3 separate regions of the Mus musculus genome follow, and all the other regions are linked to region 3. A link is a loop called in an ENCODE intact Hi-C map of the cell type or tissue named here. Cell type or tissue: heart. All regions are shown on one strand.

Region 1 (8,000 bases), 110 kb before region 3:
AAGGGACTGGGAGACAAGGGAAACATGAAACATATTTTACGACAAAACCCAGAAGACCCAAACTCCAGCCCTGACAGTAGCTTCCTGTGCTGTTCCAGAGAATTGACACAAGACAGAGGCCCTGGTGCTAGCTCAATTTTGTCACCAACTGCTATGGACATTCTGTCAGCCTCAGGTTCACCATCTTAACGACTCCATCTCACTAGATACTAACACTAACTGTTAATTGTGATGTTACTATGATCATGTTACCAAACAAAGGGTCACACCTATATACCAAGAAGCCAGATTAGCCACTCATCCTCAAGTAGCCAATTAAAATATTCACAGTAAAAAGCAGAAGGGGGAGACGTGTTCAAGAGGGTCACCCTGGGAAGAAGAGCAAAGAGATTGGGTAGACTCTTTATCCACATCCCCTGAGCCCATCCTCAGGCATCCTAAAGTTAGATCAAAGTTTAAACAGAGTCAGGGGTATGTCTATCAAGTCAGCTTGATCAAGCTGTGTGGTCCCACCCACCATTGACCCATCACTGTTTCTCTACTGTAAAACCCATTTCTAGAGATAAGAGTTTCCACTAGTGGTTCAGGCTTTTCTTTCCCAGGTATGAATGAGATTCCTGAGGAAATCCCAAATTCGGGGGGGAGGGGGCACAATTGTTTAGTGGTCTGATAGCTAAAGTGTCTCTTTAGAATGTATTCATTAGACCATTCATTAATAGTCATGCTGTAAAAATGATTCCTTGTGCCAGACGTGGTGGTGCACACCTTTGATACCATCACTTTAGAGACAGAGACAGGTGGATCTGAGTTCAAAGCCAGACCAGTCTATATAGTAAGTTCCGGACAGCCAGAGCTGCTATGTAATGAAACCCTGCTTCAAAATAAAATCCTCACCTTTCAGGGACATATACTGTTAGGAGTCAGTAAAGTCAAAATGGCTGGCCTGTTACTACTAATCATTAAGCTAGATGACAAGTCCTCTTCTTTTTAGTCTCTGTTATCTTCACTATACACAGTGAAACATTCTCACACATTCCATTGCTTTCTGTGCCAGCCTCACCAGTCTACAGGTGAGACAATCTCCCTACCATTTCTCCAACTCGGGGCATCTTGGGCTAGATTAGAGAACACACACATGCACAAGACTCTTAAACTATGAAAGGGCCACAAGCATGCCAGTGATAAGAATGTAGGACAATTAATCCCAGCACTCGGGAGGCAGAGGCAGGCGGATTTCTGAATTCAATGCCGGCCTGGTCTACAGAGTGAGTTCCAGGACAGCCAGGGCTATACAGAGAAACCCTGTCTCGGAAAAAAACAAAACAACGAAACAAAACTAAAGGGCTTAAGCCTTAATTATGATTCAGGCTTAAATCAAGGAATGACTTGTACCAGAGGACACCTACGAGATGATTTCCATTGGTTTCCCTGTTGCAATCCTTCATTAGACTGAGTCTGGTGGAACACTCTTCAAGGTTTTGACCCGACTGGCTACACATCAATCAATTTCAGCTCCAACAACACTTCCTCTAAAGTATTCTTCCTCAACTCTCTACCCTCTCAGCAATAGCCACATTGTCCCCACGTTCTTTTCTTTTCGAGACAGGGTCTCATGTACACCAGGCTTCTACTTCTGCCTCCCAGTTATGGATGGCATTTACTATTTTTTTAGTCTCCCTGATGGATAGGAACTCACTGTTGTTCTGCAAGACTCAACTCTGCCTTCCCTTTAAGACATCAACCCCATTGAGGTAATTTTACACAGGATAAAGACTAAGTTAAGTCAAATGTCTTGGTCAGGGTCACACATCTGGTGCTCCAAGCTACCTGTCTCAGACGCCTTCTGCACCACACAGCGGCCATGCCACCCTGACTAGCCATTCAATAAACTCCTACCTTCAGAATCCGAATGCTCGACGGGCTGGCATCTGACTTGAGCATGACCTGGATGTCTTGGAGCAGCTCATCTCCAGCTGGCCGGGGCCGGGTCACCTCATCTGCCACCTCCTTGGCAGCTTCCTCAAGCTGAAGAAGAGGAAAGGCATAAGCTGCTGGTGATGATGGGGCAGGGCCCGGGTTTAGGAGGCTCTGAAATGGGTGCTACTCACCAGCTGTAAGTGCTCGGCCGGCTGTTTATGCAAGTGGTCAGCCAGTTCCTCGTCAAAACTGGCCAGGTCCTCCATCTCCACCTCGATCCAGTATTCACCCAGGTTGTAATGCCGCTTGAGTTCATCTCTTTAGTGGTCAACAAAGGGGCAGAGGGACAGGAAGGGTGCATTGAGGGACCGTCAGCAGCAGTGCCTGTGCACCCCGGTCCTCACAGGCACCAATGCCCCCACCTCTCTCAAAAGACACCTAATTGTAGACCACTCTATCCTAAATTTAGGCCTGAAGAGGGACTGTCAAGAAAAGGCGTCCCCCGTAAGAATGGTTCACGGACACTGTCGCACCTGTACTTGAAGGTGAAGCCCGTGCGATCGGTGCCCACTCGGTACTGTCTCAGGAACTCCTTGAATCGCCTCTGCAGTTGCGACTTGCGGGCCTGGCCCTCTTCCGCACCGGGGTCGCCACCGAAGCTGTCGCTGTAGAAAATGCCCGGGTCGTCGAAGCCCGACATGACTGTACCTGGGTCAAGGGAGACAGAGAGCTGAGCACCCCGGGGCGGCGGGAGCTTCCCTAGACGGGGTCCCGCAATTCCCTCACCTCACAGCGGCGCGCCACACGAACCTCAGCCCTCCTAGAGGAAGCCGACTTTCGCGGGAAAAACCAGCCTCCGCGTTTGTCCACCGCGGTCTCTGCGCTCCTATTGGTTCGTTCAGCGCCGCGGATAGCTATTGGACTGCTCTGCGCCGGTTGAGTCCCGCCTCCAAGGCCTGGTTCCCAAGATGATTGGCTGTGGCGTCTTGGTGACGTCACGAGTCAACTCTTTCCGGTCTCCATTTTGTGAGGCTGGACGTTTTGGCGCGAAAGTTCTTGGCGCTAGCAGCTAACCGAGCAAAGATGGCGGAGAGGCTCGGGAGCTTTGTGAGCGTTTAAACCTTAGGCCTTCGGAGAAAACCTAGCCCAGTGGCGCAGGTCTGTCAGCCCCGCTCCTCGTAAAGTCTAAGCAGGAGGATCGCAAGTTCAAGGCCAGCCTGGGTGACTTAGGGAGCCCCTTTCCCAAGTAAAAAGGTGGGACTTGAGAGATGGATCGGTGGTCAATAGCGTTTGCTGTACTTTTAGAAGACCCAGTCTCTGTTCTCAGTACCCTAGTCAGGGGCTCAGAACTGCCTGTGACTCCTGCTCCAGAGAACCCAATGTCCTCTCCTGGCCTCTATGGGCCACGTACATGTTAGATGTAGAGAGAGAAAGATATATGTATCTGTACATAAGTACACTTTTTTTTTAAGTAAAAGGAAACGGACTGGAGCAATGACTGAGCAATTGGATACAGACACATAAATAAAAAGTAGACTTATCAGCCCTCCCCCATATCTGCTAGCACTAGGGAGGCTGAAGAAACCCTGCCTTTAAAATAAGTATATGAGAAAACCACCCCTTTCAGAGCTGCTGTGAGAAAGCAGTATGCCTGAGGTGTACTCTTGCTCCAGCCCGGCAGGAGGTGCCAGAGTGCTGTCTCCGCAGCTTTGGGACCAGGTGGCTCACCTTCCCCTACTCAGATAGTACCAAAGCCCAGGAAGCCAGGGATGTTTTCTTTCATTCAGATTCAGACGAATAATTATGATGACTGTAGAACTTTTTTAATTCCTTGGCAATGCTTAAACCATGCAAAATTCATGGCCAAATTCCAAATGGAAATCTTGGGGGGGGGGGGAGGCAGATTTAGCATAGCAACCTTAGTGTAGATTTTCCTTTGAGTTCCTCCCATCCACACGAACAAGTGGAAACCTATTGCTGCAGCAACCATTCAAACATATATTTACAGAGAATAAAGTTTGAGCATTTTTGCAATTAAAAAAAAATACCAGGTGAATCTAAGACTTGGTTTTCTCAGCATTTCATGGTAATCCCTGTGTGCCAAGACAGGTTTAACACATTTTATTTTAGATTGCTTTATTTGCTTCTTGACCAAAATCGAGGCTGTTCTTAACAGTTGTCACCAATAGCAGGGATGTAATTCCGCATTGTTGGCTGGGGCTTCCCCTCAGGTACAGATGGAATGCTGGACTTAGGCACTGAACAGAATTTTAGCAAAAGTCAGAGTGAAGCAGAGTCAGCAAATTCACTGGTCAAAAGACAGAGTCCTATGCCTGGGCATGGTGGTGCACGCCTTTAATCCCAGCACTTGGGAGGCAGAGGCAGGCGAATTTCTGAGTTCGAGGCCAGCCTGGTCTACAAAGTGAGTTCCAGGACATCCAGGGCTACACAGAGAAACCCTGTCTCGAAAAACCAAAAAAAAAAAAAAAAAAAAAAAAAAGACAGAGTCCTGGCGACATGGCTCGGCAATTAAATGCCGAGCTGCTGGGACTGCTCTTGTAGACAATCAGTTCTCTATGGTGGCTCACAACCATCCAGGGAGCCTGATGCCCTCTTTTGACTTCCACAGGCACCAGGTATGCATGCAGTAAATAGGCAAAACACATACATATATCTTTAAATATAAATCAACTGCCAGATGTGGCGCATGCCTTTCATCCCAGCACTCAGGAGGCAGAGGCTTTACAGAGCTCTACAGAGGAGAGGCTGAGATTGAGCAATTCCAGGAAAGCAGGAATACAAAGAAACCCTGTCTGGGGAGAAAGAAAGGAAGGAAGGAAGGAAGGAAGGAAGGAAGGAAGGAAGGAAGAAAGAAAGAAAGAAAGAAAGAAAGAAAGAAAGAAAGAAAGAAAGAAAGAAAGAAAAGAAAGGAAAGAAAGAAATAAAGGACTTAAAAATAATAACTTTTTTTTAATTTTTTTGCATTTATTTATTTATTTATTTATTTATTAGGTATTTTCCTCGTTTACATTTTCAATGCTATCCCAAAAGCCCCCCATACCCACCCCCCCAAAATAAGAACTCTTAAAAAAAAGAAAGAAATGGATAGATAGACTTAAGGAGAGAGGAATGAAGGCATAAGTCTTTCAGATCCATTAAACAGGCAACTTGGGGACTTTGTAGTTGAATGACCCTAAACTAACCTGGTAGGAGGGGAGAGGAATGTGTTGTTTCCTTAACAAAAGGTTTTCTTAACATTGCAAAAGGGGATTTATTAGACTGGTGAAGGGATTTTATAAATGAGATTATAAGGTGATTTATGAGGAAGACAAAAATTTGGTTCAAGGAGGTAGGTGAGGTAACTCAGAGAGTACAGATACCTGGCTGCCACACACACAAAGAGAAAAGGGATAGAAAGTACAGATTCAGAAACTTTTGTTGTTGTTGTTGTTGTTGTTTTTAAGTAGGGTCTTCACAGTGGCTTTGGCTGGTCTGGAACTTTCTATGCAGATCAGGATAGCCTTGAACCCGTAGAGAACCATCTGTCTCTGCCTCTAGGATTAAAGGCATTTGACATCAAGCCTGGCTGGAAAGATTTTTTTTTTTAAATAGAAACCCAGAGGCCCACCTGCCATATGGCATAGCATGGGCACCACTACAATGAGCAAGTGTGTGGTAGAAAGATGGGAGAGAAAGAGAAGCAGGATGAGTTAAGCACTGTGAAGAGAGACGGAACCGGACGTGCAAAAGCGAGGAGGAACAGCCAGATGTGAGGAGCCTGCACTGCCTTCTGAGGCCAGGGTGAAGTCCCAGTCTATCCTGCTGCTAAGGGCCATGCCTGGGTCCATGACCATACGGCAAATAGGGGTCTGTGTTAGTGTCCATGGTCCATGTTAACACCAAAGGCCATGCAGGTATCCCTGATCTGGACTGCCTCTTGGGACCATGTTATTGTCAGGGGCAGACCTTGCCCTGCCACTTGCCTGAGAAGCACGGGTAGAGTTGGCTCCAAGGGCATGAGAGCCGGCCCAACTCCTTGCCAGCTGTTGAAGTGGAAACTTCTAGGTCTTTGGATAGTTGGTTATATCAAACGATGTTTTGCTGGGACACAAAGGTGAAAGAATGTCTTGCCAAAGCAAACACGTGAAAGACTGTTTTCCTGACGCAGACACAGGTGAAAGGATGTTTGGATATAGCAGTCATGTAAAAGGACAGTTGATGAAGGAGTATAAATAGGACTCCACAGACAGTGGGAGACGAGCACTGAGCCTTGGTTTGATTTGTTCCACCTTGCTATTCTTCACTAAAGACACACATGTATTCATTCACCTTACACAAGTTGAGCTCAACTTGTGGTAACACTGCCATTGAAAGAAAGTTATCCAAGAACCTGCTCGTGAGGTTCCTGCAGCAGCTTGTCACGGCTGTGGCCTTGCCTCAGGCTAGTTGGTGAGCCTGGCAATTTCTTCAGGATTGAGCTACAGTTGCTGCTTCCTACTTGATGTCTGCTTGCTGAAAGGACTTGACTAGTTGCCGGTTCATTCCTAATGTGTGCCTGGTGTCTGCCTGCCTAGAGGACGGGTCTACAGCTGCTGGGTCATATTTGGTGTTTGCTTCAGGACTGAACTGCTGCCCAAGAAGATCAAAGCTCACCCCAAAGAACTATTGCTGAACAGGTCCACCTCTCCCATATCCTAATAACTTTTCTCTTCTACCTTTGCTGAGTGGTGGGCTAGAAGAGAGGTTGAACCCTTATTAAAAGTAGGTTGCGCTGGATAGTAGTGGCGCATGCCTTTAATCCCAACACTTGGGAGACAGAGGCAGGTGGATTTCTGAGTTCAAGGCCAACCTGGCCTATAAAGTAAGTTCTAGGACAGCCAGAGCTATACTGAGAAATCCTATCTTGAAGGAAAAAAAAAAGTAGGTTGCAAAAAATGTATGCCTATATCCTGTGGCACTTGAGTGAGCTAGCCAGAGCAGTGCTTGGAGAGCTAGTCCCCGTGGTGTGGTTGTGAGAATGTTGGCCCAAATGGCTTGGGCACAGCATAACTGGTCCCACTCCTTGCCTGGGCCAGGGGTGCAGGAGAACTGGTGGGCTGAGCAACTCAGCTACCAGCCCAAACCCAAATCCAGGGCTTTTGAGTTAGCCTATACCAACATCCAGTCCATCTATGAACTGCTGGAGCTCCTGAATGGGTCTGTCCTGCAGAATCAAAGCTGCAGGATCTCCATGACACAGAGCAACAAACAGTATATCCAAGAGAAGTCCTAGTGAAGATCCAGTATTGATGGTACAGCAGAAGCCAGAGGCCTCAAACCAGACTCATTACAATGAGCATTTGCAAGTAAAGAAATGTGGACAAAAGGCTATACTGTGGGACACTCAGTGACATACTGCAGTTTCCATGGTGAGATGTTTTTGGGTTTTTCTTTTTTACTTTTTCTTCAAGGGCACAGGTTGGATAGGAAGGGATGGGGAGATGCGTGGGATTGGGGTACACAATATGAAATTCACAAAGAATCAATAGAAAGTTTAAAATATATATATACATGGATCTATTTACAAACTCTTCTCTGTGTAACCCTGGTTATCCTGGAACTCACTCTGTAGACCAGGTCAGCCATGAACTCAGAGATCCCCCTGCCCTCTACCTCTGGAGTGCTGGGAGTAAAGGCACCATGCAGGTCCATTTTTTTAAATCAAAATCATTTTGCCGTACATAGATCACATGGAGAAGTTAAGGAGTCAGGGAGGTGACTCATTCAGTAAAGTGTTTGCTGTGCGAACATGAAGACCTGGTTTTGGTTCCTCTGTACCCACTTAGAAAAGATGGATACAGCATTTGCCTGTAATCCCAGTCTAGAAAAGTGGAGACGGCAAATCTCCAAGGCTTGCTGGTCAGCCAGTCTAATCAGTTGATAAGTTTTAAATTCATAAGAGACCTTGTTCCAAAAATTAGCACAGGGCTGGGAATCTAGCTCAGTGGTAGAGTGTGGGGCATTGGGCTATACACAGACAGTCTGGTCTCCAGTCGAGCTGAGGTCTGAACTCCAGTAGAACCTGGTGGTGATAATTCACCTAC
Region 2 (8,000 bases), 220 kb before region 3:
TCCAGGTCACTGTGGCTATGTCAGCCGCCCACTGGCAGTTCTTACATGTGGTGGAGTTCCGGTCCTAAAACCCTGATGTCCCCCACTGAACTGACCTGTGAGTCTGTGCTTTGAGGTTGCACTGCTGTGCATACAGAAGGTGCTCAATAACTGATCCCTGACATGAGAGACATTGCAGATACTTCTGCAGGCATCAGGCTCACCCAAACTTCTCACTAGCCTGCTCTCAACCTGCTCTGGCTATGAGGACTTCTCCCTTCACCCAGTCTACCTGTCTGGCTCCTGCTGCTGTGCTGAGAAGAAACCACCGGAGACCTATGGCTTAGTTTCGCCCACCCAGTCCTTCTGCAGGGAGGAGGGCTGCTGAGCCTCTCATTAGATGGAAGACAAGGAGTGAGCCAGCAGACCCCAGGGATGTCTCCTTGTCCCAGCTTCTAGCCAGGCCTCCCAAGACACAATGAATGAAAGGAGAGAGTCAGAGAAACAAGGCAGAGTCAGAGGGCAGCAGGGAATCAGAGAGAGGAGGAAGGGAGAGACAGGAATGAAGGAAGAGAGAAAACAGAAGACTCACGGAGGGAGGGGGTGCGGCATGGAGTTAGAAATAAGAGCCGGAGGATCAGAGAGGGGTGGAGACAGGCGAGGAGAACCTATGGCTTTCTCTGCTGACAGACCTAGTCTTTTCACATGGCTTCAGCCACGTGGGGCAGTGTGAGGCACCCAGATACCTGGAAGCCAGGTGACAGAGCATCTGTGGCTCCACCTCCACAGGAGACTGAGGGAAGCCCTAAAGCCCTGTAGGCAGAGTCTCCCCTGCCACCTGCCCATCTCACTCTGCTCCTCAGCTGGCTAACTCCACAGTGGGCAAAGACAAATCCTAAATGCCAGAGTGGGGTTTGGGGCAGGGGAATGAAAGGGTTGAATAAGCCTGAAGCCTGCAGAAGCATCTGCAATGTCTCTCATGTCAGGGATCAGTTATTGAGTACCTTCTGTATGCACAGCAGTGCAACCCCAAAGCACAGACTCACAGGTATGCATTCAGTGGGGACATCAGGGTTTTAGGACCAGACCTCCACCACATGTAAGAACTGCCAGTGGGCGGCTGACACAGCCACAGTGACCTGGACAGAAAAGCATGTGTATGGTGGGAGGTGGCCCCCCAGAGTGCAGGACAGACAGCATGGGGCAGGCCCTCCTTCCCAGCAGCCAACCTTGGTGGTCTAGAGAGAAGTGGGGAACTGAATGTATGAAGAGGGACCTGGATGTAAGCAGAGTGCTGGAAGGTACCTCAAAGATAGAAGTGGGGCTGTCCCCAGAAATAGTGCCCATCATCCCTAGGCATGTCATGCTGGGGCTGCCTTATTCTTATGAGACGCTCTGCAGGAACAGATGGGGACTCTAGTTCTCAGGAAAGTTGAGTGGCTGCCCGAGTCCAATCTCACCTCTTCAAAACACCACTCCCACCCCTCTAGTGGCTTCAACTAGTCTTCTCCTAATAGCTCTGACTCAGTGGAGCCCCAGTTGGCACTGGACAGGGAATGACTCTGTGATCCATGTTATAGTCCTGTTTCCTCTCTCCCTCTAGGCAGCTGGGGTGGCATCCTGCCCAGGACTCTGCATACCCTGCCAGCAGCTCACAAGCAGTGCAACTGTGGGCCATTCACCCTTGTGTCTGCCCCAGTGCTTGATGGGAGCTGAACAGGTACAGATTGGTCAGGATGAGTTCCTTGGGTGCACCCCAGAGCCAGGTTCACTACACTACCTGCCACACCTGTGTGCACATCCCAAGCCTCTTAGGACTGACACGCTGTAGTCCTGACTCCTCCCCTAGGCTCTGGGGAGTCTCAGGAGCTTTACAAAGCCACCCTTCCCATCCTGGGGATGTCAGGAGGGCAGAGAACAGGGGGCATCTGTTTCTGGATGATCAGCTGTGTCAGCACAGAACCTCTGAGTGATCTGGTTTGTGCACTCAGCTCACCTCTCTGTTAAACGTTGGGTAGAAACAAACGCAACACGGTCAGGTACCCAGAAACCTTTCCAATACAAGACTCTTTTCTTTGGGCAGTCTCTCTGAGTAGTCATGAGCCACCCGGCTGCTCCCAGCCCCGTGGACGACTTGCAGGGACTCTTTTTTGTCCCTCTGAGGCTTAGGAGGAACCTGAATCAGAGAGTCCAAAGCCGGTCGTTGCTCCAGACCCTAGTCTAGCTTCCAGGAGGTCCAGGACAATCCAATACCCTTCCTCATCCTTCGTGGACTGGTGGCAGAGGTGGGCAAGAGAGTGTGGCTCAGAGGCCCCACACACTGGCCACTTGAGTTCAGGAAACCATGGTAGCAAGGAAACATTGCAGGAAATGCTCCAAAGCTCAAGGGACGCTAGGATAGGTTAAAGGACCCCTGATCATTCTTGCTTGAGGTTTTATCTAGGGAGGGTAACTGCCTCTTCCTCTTGAGTCTCAGTTTCCTCCTTTTAAAGTGGACTGTCTCTTGGTCTAAAAGAAAGCTCCCAGGGACAAACGGAGCACACAAGAGCTCAATAAATCCACTTTCCTACGCTATGTAAGGGGCTAAAGACCACCAGAGGTAGTAGGCTAGGCATCTAGTGAGCTTAATGCTCTACGTGTATAAAGCATCTCAGCACGTAGAGGGTACAGTTTAAGTTTCCTTTGTCATAAAATGCCAGCGTCACCGAGCTTGCGTCCCTCTACTGAGCCGGCTGCCCCACTCCACCTAGCTACCTCTCCTGTTCTATTGGGATGTCTCCCTTACCTGAGAACAGCGGGACGGACCCCGAGCACGGCTTGGAGGGCTCCCTGGAAGCTCCTGGAGGTGCGGGGAGCCGCCTGCCGCTCCGACCGCTGAGTCTCCCGGCGTCTGCGGGGGCTCCAGGGTCACTGCGTACGGATCCTCCTGCGCGCGGCGCCCGGAGCTGGGCTGAGCGCGACAGGGCGAGGAGGCCCGCGGATCAGGGGATGATGACCCATGGGTGGGCTCCGAGGGCTCGGCGGGGCTGGGGCGCTGGGCTGGCTCCGGCTCGCCGCCGGCGGCCCTGCCCTGCCCCGACAGGGGGGACTCCGGTTGAGCCAGGTGCTCGAAGGTTTGGGGACGTCCAGTACGGGGTGCCCCCGCCTGGAGCTCCGCGCTGAAGGGGAAGGGGCACGACTCCGGGGATATAGAAGCGAACCCCGGAGACTCAGGAGGACTTTTGGGGGTGACGATCGGCCTACGAACCCGCCTGGCAGCTTACGTTACCTCCTTCTCTGGACGCAAAGCGGGTGGCCGCGTGCAGGGTAGAGGGGTTTGTGCGCCGGGCCGTCCTTCCCGGCTGCCCTCAGTCGGGCAGCCGACCCTCGCGGAAAGGACCGCCGCTTGCTCCTCGCCCGACGCCGCTAGCTGCGCTCAGCGCGCAAGTGGGAGGGGGCCTCGAACGCCGCCCCGAAGCTCAGCAGCTCCAACTTCGCCTGAAGCCCACGTCGCTCCGCACTGTGCCTCCTCTCCCCAAGCGAGGAGAAGTTTCTTAGGGTGGGTTCCTCCCTCGTGCTCTCCCGGTGGCTCAAGCTCGGGCTCCAGATGCGCAACCTACGCCTACCTCGGGCCCTGGCGCGCGCTACGTCCCGAGCCCACCTGCCCAGCGCCGCCGCCTGGGCTCTGCCGCCTGCACCCCGCCCCCGCCATGAGCAGCCAATCAGCGGCGGGTCCCGCGGCCAGGTCCCGCCTCCGCCCCACCCCAGTCTAGGAGCCGCGGCAATCTGCGGCTACGCGTGCCCGGGCGCGTGGGGCTGGGGCCGCGGGGGAGGAGGGCTATCCCGAGGCTTCGGCCACGCGCACCGTGACCGGAAGACCGTAAGGCACGGGCCTGGGAGGCTGACACTGAGCACGCACTCGCCCGCAAGCCAGCCCAAACTGTGGGAACCCGCTCCTGACCTCCCAACCTCGCCCTGAGCGAACCTCCACCCCCTCCGATGCCCACCTACGTTCGCCGGGAGCCCGGTCCAGGCCGCGGCTTCCATTGCGAACGCTTGGCCTGCGGAGCACATGGGCGGCACACGTGCAGCCACGAGGGGCCCTGAATCACCTTGGGTAATGGAAGCAGCTCAGAGTGAACTCTATGGAGAGACCTCCTCTGGCTTGGTGGGACCTAGTCTTCCCGTCCCTGACAGAGCCAGAGCGTGCTATCCTAGGGAGCGCTTTGAACCAAGCCAGACATCAGGCGTTCTTGCTTCCACGGGCCACATATTTCTTAATGTTTTCTTTAATCCAAGACCCGCTACCCCCAACACATTTTTCAGTCTCATTAATGTCATTGCCTTACATGGGAAGCCTGTGTCCCAGGCCATAAATAGAAGGTTAGTATAAAACAAGCCCGAAAACAAAGCAAGGCCTCTGAACTGCAGCTGGAGCCTGCCTTTATCCAGGGAGATGTGCGGGCGAGGCTTGGAAGGGGTGGAAGTTCTTTCGCCCAAAGCAGACATTTTTCTACGGACTCCTTTAGGTGGACCAGAAAGAAGTAGGTGCTGTGTTCCCTTCAATTCCTGGTCCTGCGCATAGGGAATGTCTCCTTTGTGGGACAGCCTTCTCTGGGAGCTGTGTGTGTCATAGGCAGGAAAGCCTGGGTGAGAGCTCTGTGCTCCAGTTCTGTCGCTCACCACCCAAATGTTCCTCCCTGGACCAGTTGTGGAAGTCTCTGGTCCATGCTTGGGTTATTTTTGAATGAGCATCAATACTGCCAAGTCCATTGAGTAACAAAATCGTTAACATGGCCTTGGGCTTAAAACACAGGAAATGGGTTGCTCATCAAACATTAAAGTATCTTGACATCCTCCAGGAATACTATATGAGAGAAGATGCATCGGGATGGGGGAGGGGCCAGGAAGAGGTGGTTTGCCGGTCCCCTTGGGCCGGGGTTTAAGGCCTAAGTCTAGGCTTCAATGTAGCTAAGAGACTTGCCCAAGGTCACCAGTAGCAAACAAATGGCAAAATCCTAGTCCTGTGCCCTTTCCCAAACCAGACTTGACTTCTAGGAACTAGCTTTAGCCCGGAGAGTTTGCACTGGGCCTGACGCACAGAGCCTGTGAGCTTGGCAGCAGGAGGCAGCCAGAGCAGGGTGCCTCAGCTGGAAGGCTGCAGCTGGGAGGACTCAGGCCACCAAGCAACTTTCCACCCTCCACTTGGGAGTGTGGCAGGTGGCCAGCTCTGAGCTGGCACAGGAACCCAATCCTTGGGCTTTCAGCCAAGTCCTCCTCGATGAGTGGGTCACACCCCAGTGACCAGATCCAGATCCACATTGGGCTGGCAATGCACATGTTGTTGCCTGGCCCTGGGGACCCACCTGACCCTGCTTCAGCCTGGTTTAAAAAAAAAAAAAAAAATTAGCTCAGCTACCAGGCAGGTGCACAGAAATCTTCCACATCCAGGAACACTTCATGGAGCCCACCAACATGTACCCAAGTTCGTCCCCTTCCCTACACTCAGGTCTCTCCGGATGGACCACGTGTTGAAGCCTCCTCCTCCTTTGTACTCCCTAAGGCTCCCTCTCTTCCCTGAACCTAAAACTTCTTTTTAACACATACACACTTTAAATTTATTTATTCTTCTCTCATACAATACATTCCAAATACAGTCTCACCTCCCACCAAACCTCTCTACCCCCCTCCGCATCACTCCTCTTCCCCCCCCCCCCAATCTACTGTTCCTCCATTTCCCTTGAGAAAAGAGCAGGCTTCCCAGTGATATAACCAAGCATGACATAACAAGATGCAATAAAACTAGGCACAAACTGTCATATCCAGGTTGGGCAAGACTACCCAGTAGGAGGGAAAGTCACAAGAGCAGACATAAGTCAGAGACACCCCACTCCTATTGTTAGGGTCCCACGCTAAACAACCCCAGCATGTATGCAGAGGACCTACTGCCAACTCCTGACTTGTCACTCCAGTATCTGTGAGCCCCTATGAGTCCTGCTTAATTCATTCTGTGGGCCATGCTAAAACCTTTTCTTAAAACTCCACCCTTGCTCAAGGATTTTTCCAGAGCTCCTCATTACCTGAGATATTAAATCTAAGCCTCTCCACCTGACCCACAAGACAAATCTCATTACTCCCATGTTCCTAAAAAGAAGCAGGGTGTCACTATTGCAAGCTTTGTGTGCATGGGTCCCCACCATCACTATAACACTTTCCCAAGGTTGAACACTACACATCCTTCAAAGCACACTCCCAAAGGGTTTCACCCACACTGCTTTCTTCCAGTATTTCCGATGGTCTGAACCTCCTGGTCCTCTTAACCCCATCCCCATCAACATCTGACCTTTTCTTGAGCAGAGAGGGGGTTTGGAAGAGTCTTTAGGTTTGTTTGTTTGTTTGTTTGTTTGTTTGTTTGTTTGTTTGTTTTAAGACAGTGTCTCTCTATGAAGTCCTAGCTGGCCTAGAACTCACAGAGAGATGCCTGCCTCTGCTTCCTGAATTCTTGAACCAATGGCTGCACCACCACACCTGGTGATACCAGATTCTTTAAACCTCTGGAGTAGGTGTTAAAATAGTAGTGACTTCATGGGATTGGATTAGAATAAACCATAGAATGGTCTGCACCAGTCTGACTTCCTTATAAACTAAGTATCTTTCTACATTTTGGACACATGCCTCATCTCCAACTCACACACACACACACATACACACACACACACACACACACACACACACACACACACACACACACATGCACACACAGCTCCACAGCTAATTTAACTGTTCTGGCATTGGACAAATCCCCCAATGATCCCAGCACATAGCCAGCACAGCCAGGTTTGCTGGAGCAGCCTTTCTTAAGATGCAGAAACCTGGACCAGTTGGGCATTGCTGGAGATGAAGAATCCAGTCCCATACACCTGCCTACTGTGAGGTACCTGCCCTCCTGAGGTCTTGGATATATGTTCCAGACTGAGAACCTCTGGTCGGGCAGAACCACAATGCCTTGGAGGCCACTCAGCCCAGCCTTCTTGTTGTGCAAAGACCTTGTTTGTAGTTTAACCCAGTTCATCACCTGCTGAGAGCTAACTTCTGAGAGCAGAGCTGACTCCCAGCACAGTGCTCCTTCCCACTGAGGGCACAGTCTTCTTGCTGGACAGCCATATGGACAGCCATTCCTCCTGGCTAGGCATATGAAGCAGTTTTGAACTTGGGCAAAGGTAGATAAATTGGTGATCACAGTTCTGGGTCAGATGTCAGTACAAAGAGCAATGACTGGTGGACTGGCTGTGCAGCCTTGTAGGTCCTTCACACATTCCCAGAGTGGAGGACAAATGGCAGAGGAATGCCCTGCACCAGGAAGCAACAGGAAAGCCATGCACCCTCCCTTCTATTCCAACTGACTGCATAGTGAACCTTTCCAGCCCCCATGAGTCTCATGGTCCCTACAAACTCCAACTCATCAGGATCCCAGCAAGACAACATTGCTGTGTACCCCTTGAGTCAGCTATTTAACCTCCCTAGTCGTCACTTCCTACCCTGTATGCTGCCTGTTGCCTGTGCTACTGATCTGTAGTTCCAGAGACTTGTGGGATCTCTGCACCTGGCTTTTGCATGGAGGACTCCTGATAGGGAACAGTGTTTCCTCCCCTCTGTGCTGAGGAGCTCTGTTTATGACTTCCCTTACTTTGGGGCACACCTTTACCATCAGAACCCCAGTCACTTGTCCCTGAAACACTTGGGGACAGTGTGCATTGTTCTCCTAAGCTTGCTGTCAGAATGCCTGGTATCTGGAGTCACTGTCCACACAGATGAGGATCTGACACACACCTCATCTTGAGAGCAGAGGGTATATGTTTTTTGGAAGCATGCAGGAATAGCTGAATAAGTAGACAGCCAGCAGCTTCCTCCTCTGTCCAGCAAGCAAGGTGGACCACATGCATCTGGGCCCTATCTTGGTCTTCATGAATGAATCCCACTACACTCAATGTAGATGTTTTCCGGCCTCTCTGTAACTTCTGCACAAGGCAGAAAAAGGCCTC
Region 3 (8,000 bases):
AGAGGAGGACAGAGTACACCAATAGTGGAAGACCACAAAGTCCTACTGATGAGTCTGCTGAGCTTGTAAGTTAAACAGCACACACACAGATACTAATAATTTAAAGCTTTTCATTCTATTGGGCTTTATGAATTTATTTAAATTAACCACTAATACGGGCATACTTCTCAAATGTGTTGGCTATATGGAAATTTCCAACACTAACAAGCCCTTTTTAAAGGATAGTAAGAAAGAAATATTTATCCACTGGTGATAAAATTTATAATTTTAAGGTTTTTAAAAATTAATTTAGAAGTACTCTAATTTAAAAGTTCTAAGTATTGGGTTTTGTCTTTTGAGACAGGGTCTCCTTACATAACCCTGGCTGGCCTAAAACTCACTTTATAGACCAGAGAGCTCTAGAGTTTACAGAAATCTACCTACAGCTGCCTCCTGAACACTGGAATTAAAGAAATGTTCATCACCTTACATAGTTCTAAATATTTTATTGTTTAAAGCAGTGGCTCTCGATCTGTAGGTCAGGCAATCCCTTTGGAGGCAGGGGTGTCAAACAATCCTTTCACAGGGGTTGCCCAAGACCATCAGAAAACGCAGATATTCAGTCGTAACAGTAGCAAAATTACAGTTATAAAGGAGCAACCAAAATAGTTTTATAGTTGGGTGTCACTGCCACATGAGCAACTGCATTAAAGGGCGTCATAGCATTAGGAAGGCTGAGAACCACTGATTTAAAGCTTTTGTAGCATTCAAGTTCAAATGTCTGGATTGACTTTGAAGGTGATAAAGTTATAAATTGCACTCTAAAGTAAATCCTTAAAGCACCTTAAGGACAGAAAATATTTGCATAGTTTTTCTTTTTTGAGACAAGGTCTTACTATGTAGCAGCTCTGACTGGCCTAGAACTCACTGCTTTGCAGGATATCTGAAATAACTAATTTGAAAATGTTCTCATTCAGTCAAGTGCTTAGAAGTTAATCTAATTGGTAATTTAATTTAACCTTCACTATAATAAATGACTTTAGGATGACTGAAGGTCAGTTCTGTAACATTATTCCGCCCTTCAGATAGGTGTGGAGAAAACAGAAGCACAGAGTTTGTGGGAAAGAAAACACGAGCTGATTAACGGGAAATTTTCATGACTTAATGGTTAAGAGTTTTAATTTAGTGAGGCTTGCTGGTGAATACCCTTAGTCCCAGCACACAGGAGTCAGCATGTCAGGGGCATGTGGTTCTCTGTAAATCTCAGGCCAGTCTGCTCTACATGAGTTCCAGGCCAGCCAGGGCTCCCAAGTGAGACCCTGTCTCAAAACAAAACAACAAATGTTTCTTTAAAAGCCACATAAATACAATGCACAGGTAGGCCAAAGTTGACAATACAAAGAAAAGCACTGTTATGATTTTCAAAGTCTGAGAATTACAAAATGTGAAATGAAGGAATTTGTTCAAGGTAAGGGAAGCTGGAGGGAAGTAAATCTACATGAAGCCAATTGTTTAAAGAGCTGGCATGCTGGTTGCTCACAGGGCTTTTCTCATGAAATGAAGAAAATGTAGGGTCAGGCCTCATGTAAGAATGTAAGGTGACAAGATATACATGGCCATTTTTTCCTGTTTTAGTGTTTAATTACTACACTTTCTTAAATAGAAACTGTTCTTCACTTCCAACCCCTCGATATTAACTTAAAAGGGAGTGAAGGTGGGCCACTGAAAATGATATGCACTCATTTAAAGACAACAATTTTGCCAAGTGGCACACACCTTTAATTCCAGCACTTGGAAGGCATCGACAAGTGGCTATCTTGTGAATTCAAGGCCAGCCTGATCTACATAATGAATTCCAGGGCTAGAGAGAATCTCTCAAACAAAACAATGGCAATATTCTCACTAGTTCAAAAATGATGAGTTTATTAGAAAGCCATACAGGTGATCTTGGCTTTCACAAGCTGACACTAAGTAAAATAACTTTAGATTGAAGTTTCAGGCTTTTCGTACCTGATGAATTTTGGCATAGAATTCCTGAGAAATAATGCCCCGCTCCTCCCCAGTCCAACCACATCCTTATTTAGTCTCATAATACATCCATCAGTCACTGGTCAAACACCAATACACTTTTAAACATAAGTAATGGCAGGCCAGAGACTCATAAACAGCTTTCCCCCTTGAGAACATTACAAGTAATATAAGATACAATTAGGCAATGTCTTATTGGGTTGGAAGCCAGCTGAACTTTTTACTAGGTGTGAAAAGTTATTTCTTGACTGCTGTGAAAAATTAGTACATTTTAAAAAGGTTTGGAAACATAAAATTAGGGAATGCTCCTGAAGGCAGGTCAACACAGACGTGCTGGCTTTCTGTATTAGGACTACGCCTGCTACTACCAGAACTTTCTTAAAATAAAGACCAGGGACTGGTGAGATGTCTCAGTGGTTAAGAGCACTGATTCCTCTTCTGAAGGTCCTGAGTTCAAATCCCAGCAACCACATGGTGGCTCACAACCATCCATAATGAGATCTGACACCCTCTTCTGGTGTGTCTGAAGACAGCTACAGTGTACTTACATATAATAAATAAATCTTAAAAACAAACAAACAAACAAACAAACAAACAAAGACTAGATGCTTGTAGGAAAAGTGAGTGAACCCTGAACACAAGTCCAATATGTAGGGCAGCCCAGAACCTGAGAAATACTATGGAATATTCCCAGGATGGGCAGACTGATGGGCCCTAAATGGTGGCTGCCTCACAAGAAAAAGACAGTACCAGGGAGGGGGAAAAGGTCTCAAGCAGCAGTGTGAAAGAAAGCAGAGTTCAGGAGCATTCATACAAGATTAGATGAACACTATGTCTCAAATTAAATTGAGGGCTCAGGGGTAGAAAGTAAATTGGGAGAGTTAATGAAGATCAAAAATTTAGGTTTGATTTTCACATCAGAAAACAACTACATCAAATGTTAGCAAACACAAAACAGGTGCTAAAACCCATTCTCTTGAATTCCATAATTTTGGAGTTTACAAAATTCTATGCTGTCAACTTCTTGGGGCAGGATAATCTTACAGTTAGTGTTTGTCTTAGTGTGCAAAAACATGACAGCATAGAAAAGCTCATTCATTGTTTAATACTGTTTATGCCATTATAGATAGCGAATGCTTAGAAAACGTGAACACCGTGGCTCGGCTCTTCCAAGGCTTTTCTTCAGGGTATAAGAAAGGAGAAGCAGGCTGTTAATTCCACTTGAAAATAAAACTTCAGCACAGGCTTTTGGGATAACAAGTAATTATGAAAAAAGTTAAAATCTTCAAAGGTAGAATTTTGTTATTTTGGAAATTCAAAGCGTTAACTATAAAAAAAGTTTCAGAAACTAAGTTTTTGGAGGTAATCTCAGTTCCAGCAATCGCTAATCGTTATCATCATCCCAGAACAGATCGGAGAATTGAAAAAGAAAGAAAATCCACCCAGTAAACTGGGCAAGGAAGGTCTGTCTCCTCCAGACGGGAGTTTCCTCCAAGGCTGTTTTTAGGAACTTAGATTGCCAGTCCATGCAGTCAAAGGAAGAAACACATCCAGCTGTTGGCAGATTCTGATATTTTGTTGCTACTTCTAGGATAGCACAGGTGAATTCTTACTTCAGTGGGTTTCCTTCCTTCTTGGATCTGTTGGAGTTCTTGCCACACCCTTTTCCAAGGACCCACCTATGCAGCACTCCAGCCCCTGCCAGCTTCGCAACTTGCAGAGATCTCCATAGCCAGAAAGGCGCACTGAATCTTCTCACTGCAATGCTAACTGGAACCACGACCACTGCACAGATTGGCTGATAACATACTCGGTTCCACGAGTTCAGCGATCCAAATTTTGACAAGCCATAATCAACAGGCTTTACTTTGGATGCAGTTTTTAAAAATGTATTTTGCTACGAGGGTATAGAATCAGCCAGTACTGGAAACAAGGGTGGGGTGGGTGGGTGGTAGACATATCTTGTCTGCTATATGATATAAACTAAAGTGAACCTACAAGTAGTGGTTGTGGAGGGGGAAATGGGCCTGTATGGAGATGACTCCAATTAAGAAGGCATGTTCAAACTGAGTCGCACGCAAAGAACACACACAATACGAGATCGTTTATCCATACAGTCCCCAAGACCACCGTTCCCGGGGTCCCCGCTGTGATAACCTCGGCAGGTCTGCTGCAACCGCTAGTTCAACAAAGCTCTGCGCAGCGCAGGAAGCTCCGGGCATCCTCTCCCGCTCGCCGCTCACCGCGCGCCCAGCCCTCCCGCCCGCCGGCCCGGGACCTCTCTTCCTGACAGCCCCAGGTAGCCCGCGCCCCGGCTCCCATGCCGCGCTCCGCCCGACCCGTGTTCCCACGTCCCGTCGGCCTCCGGCGCCCCGGAGCGCCCAGACAGCGGCGCAGGGGGAGGGGCGGCGCGGGCCGCGGGTCCCTGGGGCGGCCGCACGCCCCCTCCCGGCCCCGCAGCTTTCCCGCCTTCCCCGTTTGAACAGCTCCCGCCGCCTTCCTCCTGCGGCCCGCTCGAGCCCCTTCCCCGGGGCGGCTGCAGCCGCTACTCCAGTTCCCGGCTTGGCCCCCGAGCTAGGCCGCGGCGGGCCTGAAGCGCCTCCCGGACGGTGTCGGGGGGCCGGAGCGGTGGGCGGAGGCCGGGCGGGGCCGTTGCCGCCCCGGGGTGGGGGTCCGGACGGGTCTGGTGGGGGCTCCGCTCGCCGCTACCTTCACTCGGCTCGCTCGGATCCCGCCTCAGCGCCGCCGACGGCCGCCATCTTGGAGAAGGAGAGAAAAGCGCGAGCAACAAGGGCGCCTCAGTCGAGCCCAGAGCGCAGACTCCTACTGCAGCGGGGCTACCGCGCCGGCGAAAGAGCGTCGAGCGCATCGAATAAACCTGCTTGTTGAGCGCGGTCGCGGTACCGTTTGAGAATACACTCCTCCGTTGCAGGTTTAGTCTAGAAATCTCTTCTCGGTCTAAACAAATAATTTCAAAAGTCTCCTGTTTATTCTTCAATAAAAATATCTTTCTGTAAAGAAATTGCGAATAAAAAATATCAGGCAATTAGATTAATGTAGCCAAACACCTGCCCCAACCCAAAGTCTTTACAGCTCCGTAAACTTCTATGCAATTAGAACAGTCGTTCTGAAGCAATGGAGCTTGGCTTTGGATTTTATACGTTCACTGTCAGTTACAATTTTATGTACTTATCTACCACGTGCTTATACAAACCTCGAAAATTTCATGACAGACTTAAAATTAGACAATTAGCTTTGTATTCTCTTTTAGGAACTCATGGGTCCTTCTCCGCAATCTCGGTCCTTTCTGGTCACCTAATAGTAGCCCTTCTTGTTCTCCTTTTACCCCTAAATCTTTTGTATTTAAGACAGAATGTTATGCTGTTTATTTCAAGACAATCTGTTCTTTGCCGGACTCAGAGCGATAAGGGTTAATAGCCGTATTTATTTGTAATTTAGCATTTACATCTGGAGAGTAGCCCAGGTGAAGTGGAAGACCATACACTTGTAAGACAAGCTGTTTTCTCACCAAATTATTACACCGCTCACACCAATTTTTGTTTAAGTGTTAAGAGGACTGGTGAATTGGTTCAGTGGGTTAAAATATTTTACACCAAATCTCTGGGTATGTGTTTGACACCGGAAATTTACATGGTGGAAAGAGAGAACTGATTCATGCAAGTTTGACTGCCACAGGAATGTCCCCTAAAAACACACAAAATGGAAATAAATAAGTTACTCTTTCTCTAAGAAACAGGAGAAAACAGTTTCTTCTGATTTATTGAGGAGAACTCAATAAATCAATAGCATTTACAATTTCCAGAGCCTGGTTTAATATAAAGACTCTGTTTTTGTAGCATAGTGTAAGTATATAATAGCCTTCTGTGTGAACAGTGCTCACTCCATCAGGGCAACCAGAAGCTGGTGCCCTCCTCACTGAAAAGACCCAGCCTTCATCTGCTCTAGGGAGGAATTTCTCTTCTGTTTTGCTTTGTCAAAGTCACAGGAGGTAGGCAGTTTTGGCGGGAGGGATGGGTGGAGGAAGCAGCCCTGGCTGTCCTGGAACTCATTATGTAGACAAGGCTTGCCTGAAATTCACAGAAATCCTCCTGCTTCTGCCTCCTGAACACTGAGATTAAAATCATGCACTACTATTAATTCTTATATATAAATATAATTAGATCATGTTCCCTCTTTTCAACCCTTTCCATTTATTTCTCTCAAATTCATGGCCTCTATTTCTTTAACTGTTGGTGTGTGTGCACATGCTCATAGAAGCCAAAGGAATACACCAGATTTCCTGGAGATGGACTATAGACAGTCATGAACTGTACAGTGTGAATGCTGGGAACTGAACTCAGGTCCTTTGGAAGAGTAGTATTCTCTTAACCTGCAGCCATCTCTTCAGCTCCTCAGCCTGTTCTTGACCACAGTACTATCATTCTTGGATCACTGAACATACACTCGTTCATTTATTCGCTGAAACAGTCCTTATGGAAAGCACAGGGTATAGCAGGCACTGGGCAAGGTGCTGGGCACTAACAAGAGAACAAAGTCAAGGGTACTTGAGCCTCAGCAGCTGATACTCTGGCTGGGAGGGCAGCAGAAAATAATAAAGCCATGTTGTAGTGAGTGGTGGTGTGTTGGTTGGGGAAGAGCAGTACAGATGCAGGTAAGGGTGGAAAGGCCTGCTCTTTAAAACATGACTCCGGTGCTTCTTGTGATGAGGTGCCTGCTGGCACTTGCTTTGCTGGAAGGGGAATCGGTGGTGGAGTCCAGAAGGCCGAGGCACTCTGAACAAGCTCCTCCTCAGAAGCATGTGGGTGAAGCTTCTCTGCTGTGAGCATCCTAGCATGGCTCTGTGGAATTTGGCAACAGAAGGTGGGAGATGAGCGCTGACCTCACAGAGTCCTCCTTCGGCTTCATGGGACGTAAAGAATACATTCACCATATTGATTGTAGTTGTTGGTTGGGTTGACATAAATCAAGACTCCACCAAACCTAATACTTTAATACATGACAATTTGAGATATTTCAGTTGTTCATCAATAAAGGTATCAAAATATCATAGAGAGACACAAATCCAATTTCTAGGAATGAAAGCTATAATAATGCCTGGGATACCTGGATAAAATAAGCAGCCAATAAGATACCAAAGAGGAGATCTCCTTAAGACCCTGCAAAGACACCACCTAAATGAAATGTACAGAGGAAAAGCCCCAGATGAGGCTTCAATGACTATGGGATAACCTTGAACTTAAGATAAAAGCAATCTGAGAAGCTGAGAAAGGAGAATGAATTTTTATTTGATTATTATCGTTATTGTTGTTATTAAAACTAGAGAGCTACAGTGGTTATGAACGTGGGCTGCTCTTCCAGAGGGCATGAGTTTAGCTCCTAACACCACCCTTAGCTCACAATATGTGTAATTTTGGTTCCTGGGGGAGGGAGGATCCAGTTCCCTCTTCTGGCCTCTGAAGACGCTGCACTCAGGTGGTATGAAAATCTGTATGCAGGCAAAGCATACATAGACATAACATGAAAATAAGTAGAATATGAAAAAAGACATAGAGGCAGGTGGGTTTCTGAGTTTGAGGCCAGCCTGGTCTACAGAATGAGTTCCAGGACAGCCAGGGCTACACAGAGAAACCCTGTTTCAAAAAAGAAAAAAAAAAAAAAAGAAAAGAAAAGAAAAAAGACATTTAGAGAGCTAGGTATAGTGGTACATTCCTGTAGCTACTTGAGATCCTGAGGCAAGAGGATTTCTTGAGCCTAGGACTTTGAGGCCAGCCTGGGCAGCCTATAGAGATAAACTTTTACTTCTAAACCGACAGCATTGGAAAAAGGTCAGCAAGATGTCTCAGTGGGTAAAGGCAAGCCTGATGTTCTATCAGGTACCTGCCTGTAAGGAAAGAATGGACTTCTGAAAAGTATCCTCTGACTTCCACATATAATCCAGGCACTCGAGTGCTCCCTAGCATCATCATTATTAC

Evidence for each region. A loop is a pair of places that touch in the nucleus more often than their neighbours do. Peaks named below come from ENCODE experiments on the same cell type or tissue, not always from the same donor. Only the 100,000 strongest peaks of a DNase experiment are listed, where the experiment ranks them.
Region 1: it touches region 3 in a loop (5-fold over the local background); 7 of 42 quality-filtered maps call a loop at or near these places.
Region 2: it touches region 3 in a loop (2.8-fold over the local background); 3 of 42 quality-filtered maps call a loop at or near these places.

The regions. Positions count from the first base shown.
Region 1 is chr8:75,104,325-75,112,324 of GRCm38, reverse strand. Mcm5 (minichromosome maintenance complex component 5) reads right to left here and starts at 2,816. Exons shown (of 17, transcript NM_008566.3): 1 at 2,704-2,816; 2 at 2,451-2,625; 3 at 2,109-2,235; 4 at 1,897-2,025. The coding sequence starts at 2,617. In heart, a CTCF peak has its summit at 3,591; DNase peaks (open chromatin) are centred at 2,894 and 3,594; H3K4me3 peaks cover 2,892 bases; H3K27ac peaks cover 2,482 bases.
Region 2 is chr8:75,208,843-75,216,842 of GRCm38, reverse strand. It overlaps Rasd2 (RASD family, member 2), which reads right to left and starts at 2,899. Exons shown (of 3, transcript NM_029182.1): 1 at 2,765-2,899. In heart, no CTCF peak of the experiment used is centred here; DNase peaks (open chromatin) are centred at 1,592, 2,932, 3,702 and 5,192; H3K4me3 peaks cover 1,627 bases; H3K27ac peaks cover 1,014 bases; H3K27me3 peaks cover 6,810 bases.
Region 3 is chr8:74,990,466-74,998,465 of GRCm38, reverse strand. It overlaps Hmgxb4 (HMG box domain containing 4), which reads right to left and starts at 4,816. Exons shown (of 11, transcript NM_178017.2): 1 at 4,717-4,816. In heart, no CTCF peak of the experiment used is centred here; DNase peaks (open chromatin) are centred at 4,435 and 4,785; H3K4me3 peaks cover 2,038 bases; H3K27ac peaks cover 1,856 bases.